Linked DNA regions of Homo sapiens: regions 1 and 3 are each linked to region 2. A link is a contact called in ENCODE Hi-C or POLR2A ChIA-PET data. All regions are on one chromosome and are shown on one strand. Each heading gives the region's core, a stretch centred on a gene start or an enhancer-like site at or near the end of the contact. The rest is flanking DNA. Distances are from core to core; before and after follow the strand shown.

Region 1 (2,778 bases), core at 274-2,773, 220 kb before region 2:
TGCTCCACCTGATCCCTTCAAAATGTTCAAAAATGCAACTGATTTGACTCCCACAACTATTTAGAACTAAATCTTTGTCACCAACATCAAATATCAAAGGCACTAAAATATATCCAAAAGGCAGGCTAATGGAAAAGACCCATCTCAGAAATCTGATGGGTCCTGAGACTAAATAACTCTAACCTATTATGACCTTCATAATAATTGCAATCATACTGTCACAAGATCTAAGGGAGAGAGAAACTGACAGGAGGAAGGCGGGTGAGAATGAATGAGAAAGTGGAAGGCTAGGATAAGACTGCTTCCGGCCTAAAGCCCCAGGCCTTCTGAACCTCCTGGTGTTCAGAACAATTTAACATTTTCAGAAGACACTAACACTAATCGATATCCTGCAGATGGTGAAGATAGAGAGTGTCTCAGCCTATGGTCACAGTAAAGACAGTGGCAAAACCAAACATAGAAACAACGTGTCCTGACTCCCAGCCCAGCACTCTCTGCCTCCTGCCAAGATGCCTCTACACCACAAATAACTACCCTAGTCTGTCTCAGGTGTTCCTAGATCTCTCCTCTGCCTTCCCTATATAAACTTTAGTTAAGTGTGTGACCACAGTAAGTACTTCAAGTGTAAGTCTTGGGTGTACGAAGTTAAATGTTCCTATCTTCAAATCAGACCAATGAGCACGACCCAGTGCGTTAACTATTGTAAGGAACGCGCCACAGGAGAGAAGCCCAAAGTTCTGCCTCGAGAAGCATAGAAAGGCTCCAGCATATCTCAAATACGTAAGCATGAGTATGTTTCGGCATGATGGCCATTCAGTAAATGCCAATTTGCAGTTTCTCCGTTCCTAACATCCCCTAAAGTAACGAGCAGAGTGGTCATCAGGAGTATATAAACGCAGGGCAAGCGCACAGCAAACATTGGTGCTGGGCCCTGAGCGCCCAGAACTTGCAACGTGCCCGACTCAGCAACGGAAAGAATCGCCCAGATTTAGAAGCATCCAACATAGTGCGAGAGTTTTCCCTGCTTTCCTTCTTTGAATGATCACTACAAACCCATGGGATCGGTGCTATTGTTATTCCTATTTTGCAAACGAGGAAACAAACGAGATTAGGCGTGGGCCTGCGATCACCAAGAAAAAAGTTTGGCGAGGTAGAGGCGGGAGCCCACGTCTGTCCCGGGTTCCCTCAACTACGCTGTGCAGCTCAAACGCGGCCGTGGCCGTGGCCGTATTGCGGGGCCGAGGCCTTAAAAGGCTGGACCCGCACTCACCCTTACTTCACAAGCTCCTCCCTGAAAGCAAAACGGGCCTTCTGAGACCAGGAACGAACTCAATCCCGAGTTGGCCAGGATCCAGGTGGGCCAGCCGCGCGTCTCTTGCCCGGCACCTAGCTCGGTTCCCACGGAAAGACCCCCGTCTCTCGTCCCAAGCCCCACAGGGTCCCCTCGCCGCAGGATGCCCCCCGATTGTCGCGCCCGGGCCTCCTACCTGCACGTCGTCTCCAGACTCCACACCGGAAAGAGAGAGTGGGAGGGGGCGGAGCGACGGGGGTCACTTCCGTGTCCCGGAAGTATACCTCTGAGGTCACGGGGCGAGGTCGGGTTCCGGAAGACGCCGGCATTATTCCTCCCAAAGAGTTTAAGACTCGTCATAAGGAAAGACGGTTTATTACTTAAGGGAGAGCGAAAAGAGGTAGAGGGCTGGTTGTCGCTGCGAGCGGGTCGGCCTAAGCGACAGTACGAAGCGGCTACACCCGCGGGGTGAGGTGGGCCTGTATTCCATGATGGCGGTGGTCGTGGCTAGACAGACTTCCGCCATCCTGACTCCCGCCCTGGCAGCCTTGGAGCGGCAGCGCCCCTTGTGTGGAGCAGGGGAATAACAACAACAAAACGGCCTTAATTAAAGCTAGGGTGGCGCCGGCCTGTGGTCCCAGTTACTCAGGAGGCTGAGGATCGCTTCGTCCAAGTAGTTCGAGGCCAGCCTAGGCAACATAGTCGGGGAAAACACACCGTAATCACTTACTTTGGCATATTATATAATGGGCAAAATAAGAATAAATTATTCAATATGTATTTTCAGACCGGTCTGGGCTAAACAGTTTATATGCATTGCTTCATTTACTCCTCAAGACATTATCAAATAATTTTGATTTCCCTCTTACAGATAAAGGATGTTAACTGAGAGCACACCTTTGCAGAAGGGTTTGGAATTCTAGCTTCAAAGCCCTCGTGTTTAATAGCTACTTCCACATAGCCCTCTAATAACAATATACATGTATATATTTCGACCGAATCTTGTTCTGTAGCCAAGGCTGGAGTGCAGTGGCGCAATCTCGGCTGACCGCAACCTCTGCCTCCCAGGTTCAAGCTATTCTGCCTCAGCCTCCCAAGTAGCTGGGACTACAGGCGCGTGCCACCACGCCCGACAAATTTTTTGTGTGTGTGTATTAGTAGAGACGGGGTTTTACCGTGTTGACTAGGGTGGTCTGGATTTTCTGACCTCGTGATCCACCTGCCTCGGCCTCCCAAAGTGCTGGGATTACAGGCGTGAGCCACCGTGCCCAGCCTCTAATAACAATATTGAAGGACCTTGAAGGCTTGGGAGAATATGTCGGAGCTGTGGGGAAGGGCCAAGAAGTGTACCTCACAGAGCTAGGCAAGCGGTAGATACATTTTATCTATGTACTATATGTAATATTTATATGGAATATATATAGTATTTTTGTATTACATACTATATAAATATTATAAATATATTTTAAATATATAAATATATCCCG
Region 2 (2,772 bases), core at 1-2,500:
CAAAACACCCGCCTTTGCTATGTGCCTAAGACAATGCTAGCTAAGCACTTTGCAGGTATCTCATTTAATGCTCATAGACCCCTCTGAGGAAGAGATCTTCATCACCATCATCCTCATTCTATCGAGAAGGACATTGAGGCTCAGGGAAATTAAGTATCTTGCCCGGACTCGGCATTACAATAGCAATTAACATATATCGAGTATTTCTCGGTCCCAGGCACTGGGTTTAGCGTTGTAAACTAGTAACTCATCCTTGTTCCCCGATGATGGGCGTTAGGATTCTTGCCTCCCCCCGACCTTTTTTTTTGGTGGAGGGAGAACCCTGGTCCCCTGCCCCGCTGAGCTTCTCTGCGGTTTATTCTACCCCCTCGTTCCCAGATGCTGGCCGGAAGCGCCAGGAGGAAGGTGACTGGAACAGCGGAGTCGGGGACGGTGAGCGTGGAGGGGAGCTCCCTGGAAGGGAAGCTGGGGGAAGGGGAGCGCGGCTGGGGGCGGGAGGTCGTCGGTGGCCTCTGAGAACCCGCCCCTGTGCCCAGGTTGCCAATGCCAATGGCCCTGAGGGGCCGAACTACCGCTCGGAGCTCCACATCTTCCCGGCCTCACCCGGGGCCTCACTCGGGGGTCCCGAGGGCGCCCACCCTGCAGCCGCCCCTGCTGGGTGCGTCCCCAGCCCCAGCGCCCTGGCGCCAGGTGAGTGGCCTCCTCGGGTCCCGGGACCAGGGCTGGGGGGCCTGAAGCATGGGTGTGCTCCCCATGGGGCAGGAAGAGCACCCAGAAGGCTAGTCCGCCCCCTTCCCCAACACACACGCGCACGCGCGCACTCCCCTCGCCAGACCACGAGCCGGAGGGGCGCCGCGCCCCAGGTCACACAGCGAGTCAGCCAAGGCCAAGACCAACCCGCGCTGCGAACTCGTGGCTTCCTCACTGCAGTCCTCCGTGTTTCCTGGGATGGGGAGGGGTCTCCTGTGCTGGAGCAACTGTGGCTTCCCATTCCCGCCGTCCTCTCCCCTAACTCCGATCTTCCCTCCTCCAACCGCGTCCGCGGAATGGGGGTGGGGCGAGGTGGGGTTGGGGGCTGAGGGTGGAAGAACGGAGGCGCTCCCTTCCCCCCGCGCCCCTAGGCTATGCGGAGCCGCTGAAGGGCGTCCCGCCAGAGAAGTTCAACCACACCGCCATCTCCAAGGGCTACCGCTGCCCTTGGCAGGAGTTCGTCAGCTACCGGGACTACCAGAGCGATGGCCGAAGTCACACCCCCAGCCCCAACGACTACCGAAATTTCAACAAGTAAGGCGGGGCGGGCAGCCCGGGGGACAGACCGGGAGGGGCGGGAAGCCAGTCACAGCCACAGCGGGAGCCTGCGTTTCCTGAGCACTTTCTGCAGGCCAGGCTCTGTCCCCAGCGCTTTCTATTCATTGACTGAGCTCTGGCTGGAACAGCGCCTCCGCACCTGGTAGGTGCTCAGTTAACGTGGGAGAAATGAAGAGTGAAGGTGCCGCACATCTTGGATATTCTCCAGGACATGGTGGGCGGGTGCTATGAGTTTTCCTGTTCTGCAGATGAAGAGGCTGCGGCTCAGGAATATGAACAACCCGGCCAAAGCCACAAAACAAGGAAGCACCGGCAGGGCCGGGATTCAGGTCTGGGTTTGTCTGACTCCAGAGCCCAGTGCCTTGTTCTCCATGGCTGCTGTGTGCTACCTCTTTGATGAACATCTAGATTTGTGTCCTTCTCTGAGGGGTCCCCAGATTTCAGCAGTTCGAGGCCAGCTCAGCTTTTCCTTTCACCAATGGCCTAGAAGAGGCCAACAAGGTAGCTTTGAGGCTGCCCCAAAGTGGAGAGTGGCAGTGAAACATTGGACGCCAGAGTGAGGGCCACAGCGCAGTGGCCTATATGGGTTTAGAGCGTGAGGCCTCCACGTGGACTTGAATGCAGACCCCAGGCCTGCCCGTGTTGACCTTGGGCAAGTGACTTAACCTCTCTGAGCCTCCATTGCCCCACCTGTAAAATGAGGGGTTTATAGTACCTGCTTCATAAAGTTGCTATGGAGATGACACGAGAAGCCATAGGTAAAGTTTCTGGCAAGTAAGACACTTGCAACAAACAATAGCTATTATTGTTGTTGTTGTTATTATTATTATTTGAGACGGAGTCTCACACTGTCACCCGGGCTGGAGTGCAATGGCGCAATCTCAGCTCACTGCAACCTCTTCCTCCTGGGTTCAAGCGATTCTCCTGCCTTAGCCTCCCTAGTAGCTGGGATTACAGGCGCCCACCACCGTGCCCGGCTAATTTTTTGTATTTTTAGTAGAGACAGGGTTTCACTATGTTGGCCGGGCTGGTCTCGAACTCCTGAACTCGTGATCCACCCGCCTTTGCCTCCCAAAGTGCTGGGATTACAGGCATGAGCCACCGCCCCCGGCGTATTATGATTATTATTTACAGCTGAGATGAAGTTTGGACAGGGGAGAGCTTGAAAGGGATACATTTACCATTCTGCACTGAGGGCCTGAAAACAAACCATAGGAATCAAGACAGGAGCTTGGCACTGGGGGAAGGCCTTGGGCTGAGGAGTGCATGTTAACTGCATTGGCTTCCTTGGTCTGGTGCTATTTTTGAATATGCTCCTCTGGTTTGGGCTGCATTTAGTGAGGAAAAGGGGAGTCCACAGAGAGGACGCCACGGTCCTGCTCTTCTGGCATTTGCTCAGACCACACGTGGAGACTGGGTCTGTCTAAGACAGACGGGTGGGCGCCAGAGCCTAGCTAGGCCTGG
Region 3 (2,964 bases), core at 354-2,853, 170 kb after region 2:
AAGTTTGTGTGAACGTGGCACCACGAGTGAATTTGTGTGTTTGTGTGTGGGGTAAGTGAACATGTTGCAGCCTGAGTGAGCAAGTGTAGTGTGTGCAACAGGGATGTATGTATTCATGTTTACACATGTCAGCTTAAGTATGTTAGGGTGTGTGAACGTGTGTCAGTGTGAGTATGTGTGGGCCTGTGCACAGAATGCAAGTAAGTGTATGTGTGCATGCCGAGGGTGAGTGAGAGTGTGTGTGTGGGGGGGTAAGTAAACATGGCTGGGCATGGGTGAGTGTGCACACCAGGTATGAGTGGCTGTGTGCAGTGTTGTGTGTGTTCACAATGAGTGTGTGAAACAGACCTGCCAGGCCATGCTAGTGAGAGGTGACAGCATGCTGGCAGCCCTCGCAGCCCTCGCTGGCTCTCGGAGCCTCCTCAGCCTTGGCGCCCACTCTAGTGGCACTTGAGGAGCCCTTCAGCCCGCCGCTGCACTGTGGGAGCCCCTTTCTGGGCTGGCCAAGGCCGGAGCTGGCTCCCTCAGCTTGTGGGGAGGTGTGGAGGGAGAGGCACGGGCAGCAACTGGGGCTGCGGGCGTCGCTTGCGGGCCAGCACGAGTTCCGGGTGGGCGTGGGCTCAGCGGGCCCGCGCTCAGAGCAGCCATCCGGCCCCGATGGCCCCTGGCAGTGAGGGGCTTAGCACCTGGGCCAGCAGCTGCTGTGCTGGATTTCTCCCCGGCCTTAGCTGCCTCCCCGCAGGGCAGGGCTTGGGACCTGCAGCCCGCCATGCCTGAGCCTCTCTCCCCTGCCCCACTCCGTGGGCTCCTGCACAGCCCGAGCCTCCCCTATGAGCGCCGCTCCCTGCTCCACGGCGCCCAGTCCCATCCACTGCCCAAGGGCTGAAGAGTGCAGGCGCATGGCCGGGGACTGCCAGGCAGCTTCACCTGCGGCCTGGTGCAGGATCCACTGGGTGAAGCCAGCTGGGCTCCTGAGTCTGGTGGGGACTTGGACAACATTTATGTCTAGCTAAGGGATTGTAAATACACCAATCAGCACTCTGTATCTAGCTCAAGGTTTGTAAACACACCAATCAGCACCCTGTGTCTAGCTCAGGGTTTGCGAACACACCAATCGACCCTCTGTATCTAGCTAATCTAGTGGGGACATGGAGAACTTTTGTGTCTAGCTCAGGAATTGTAAATGCACCAATCAGCACCCTGTGTCTAGCTCAGGGTTTGTGGATGCACCAATCAGCACTCTGAGCCTAGCTAATCTGGTGGGGACTTGGAGAATCTTTATGTCTAGCTAAGGGATTGTGAATGCACCAATTGGCACTCTATATCTAGCTCAAGGTTTGTAAACACACCAATCAGCACCCTGTGTCTAGCTCAAGGTTTGCAAATGCACCAATCTATACTCTGTATCTAGCTAATCTAGTGGGGAGGTGGAGAACTTTTGTGTCTAGCTCAGGGATTGTAAACACACCAATCAGCACCCTGTCAAAATGGACCAATCAGCTCTCTGTAAAACAGACCAATCGGCTCTCTGTAAAATGGACCAATCAGCAGGATGTGGGTGGGCCAGATAAGAGAATAAAAGCAGGCTGCCCGAACCAGCAGTGGTAACCTGCTCAGGTCCCCTTCCATGCTGTGGAAGCTTTGTTTTTTTGCACTTTGCAGTAAATCTTGCTGCTGCTCATTCTTTGGGTCCACACTGCCTTTATGAGCTGTAACACTCACCGTGAAGGTCTGCAGCATCACTCCTGAAACCTGTGAAACAACGAACCCCCCGGGGAGAAACGAACAACTCCAGACTCGCCGCCTGAAGAGCTGTAACTCTCACTTCGAAGGTCTGCAGCTTCGCTCCTGAGTCAGTGAAACCACGAACCCACCGGAAGGAAGAAACTCTGAACACATCCAAACATCAGAAGGAACAAACTCCGGACACGCAGCCTTTAAGAATTGTAACACTCACCGCGAGGGTCCGTGGCTTCATTCTTGAAGTCAGTGAGACGAAGAACCCACCAATTCCGGTAGGAGTAGGAAATCACATCACCTTCTTTTAATCAGTCTCAAATACCTGGCCCCTTGTGGAACCTGCAAGAGCCAGGTTTGGCGAATGCAATGATAAGCAATTGTCTAATCACTGCCTTGAAAAAGAGCAGAGCATTTGAGTATGCTGTCTCCTCCTCTCCCTCACTTCAGTTGGGCCCAACATGACAGTCTTAATGGAAGCTCGGGGGTCAAAGGCTGGTGGCTTACTTCACGTATATTGCAGCATTTCAGTACTGCTCTGCACGTGTGCTCCCCCGCCTGATGAGGTAAGTGTTAAACAGGGATGATCACAGCTTCAAGTAAGCAATGGGAATTGGATGTTTTATGTCCTCTGGCGCCATCTTCAGCAGAGAAATATATAGGTCACTTTTACTTGTCTGGTTTTGGTCTTGAAATATGTACTGAAACTTGTGAAGGAGCAGACCTATATTAGGATAGAGTAAAAGAGGGAAAGACAAAAACCTCTTGGGCTTTTCAGGAGACTTGGTTCATTCTCTGCTTTTCAAGCCATCTCATGGCCACATGCCTGCTTTGGAGGCTGACTCGGAGGCACAACCGGCCTCAGGGCGTTCCTCAGGGACCCTACCTTTCTTGCTCCCTGAAGAAATGTGCACATTGCTTGAATAAAAACAATCAAAGAACACTCAGTCAAGATCGTCTGCTGCAGTCTTCGTTGAGGGCTGGGGATGCTAAAAGTCAGATGATTCATGTGTACCCTGTCCATCCTAACTCACCTGCTCTTCTACTTCCGCAGCTTACTCCAGTGCCCACAGATACGACAGAGTGTCCCAAGTGCCCCTCACACTCTATTAGCTGCATCCTTAACCTCTTTTTGCCACACCATAAGCATTGGGTTTTGTTTGTTTTGAGATGGAGTCTTGCTCTGTTGCCAGGCTGGAGTGCAATGGCGTGATCTCAGCTCACTGC

The links. A loop is a pair of places that touch in the nucleus more often than their neighbours do. ChIA-PET counts read pairs that join two places held with the same protein, here RNA polymerase II (POLR2A). Pooled maps may share reads with other maps.
Region 1: a map of gastrocnemius medialis shows a loop between it and region 2 (2.2-fold over the local background). The contact joins the promoter of RPS14 here to the promoter of MYOZ3-AS1 in region 2. A Hi-C loop is called at or near these places in 4 of 168 maps with a recorded cell type or tissue (GM13977, aorta, gastrocnemius medialis and 1 more) and 1 of 50 pooled maps. POLR2A ChIA-PET finds 5 or more read pairs at or near these places in 6 of 52 experiments (K562, OCI-LY7, RWPE1 and 2 more).
Region 3: a map of adrenal gland shows a loop between it and region 2 (2.7-fold over the local background). The contact joins the promoter of IRGM here to the promoter of MYOZ3-AS1 in region 2. A Hi-C loop is called at or near these places in 2 of 168 maps with a recorded cell type or tissue (A673 and adrenal gland), 3 of 37 single-sample maps with no recorded cell type and 9 of 50 pooled maps. POLR2A ChIA-PET finds 5 or more read pairs at or near these places in 2 of 52 experiments (WTC11 and activated naive CD4-positive, alpha-beta T cell).

Annotation. Positions count from the first base shown.
Region 1 is chr5:150,448,216-150,450,993 of GRCh38, forward strand. It overlaps RPS14 (ribosomal protein S14), which reads right to left and starts at 1,524. Exons shown (of 5, transcript NM_005617.4): 1 at 1,488-1,524. RefSeq lists enhancers at 1,041-1,979, 1,593-1,912.
Region 2 is chr5:150,671,219-150,673,990 of GRCh38, forward strand. MYOZ3-AS1 (MYOZ3 antisense RNA 1) reads right to left here and starts at 1,251. Exons shown (of 4, transcript NR_186487.1): 1 at 898-1,251. It overlaps MYOZ3 (myozenin 3), which reads left to right. Exons shown (of 7, transcript NM_001122853.3): 4 at 379-432; 5 at 537-690; 6 at 1,122-1,284.
Region 3 is chr5:150,844,918-150,847,881 of GRCh38, forward strand. It overlaps IRGM (immunity related GTPase M), which reads left to right and starts at 1,604. Exons shown (of 2, transcript NM_001145805.2): 1 at 1,604-2,303; 2 at 2,792-2,964. RefSeq lists a silencer at 2,190-2,484.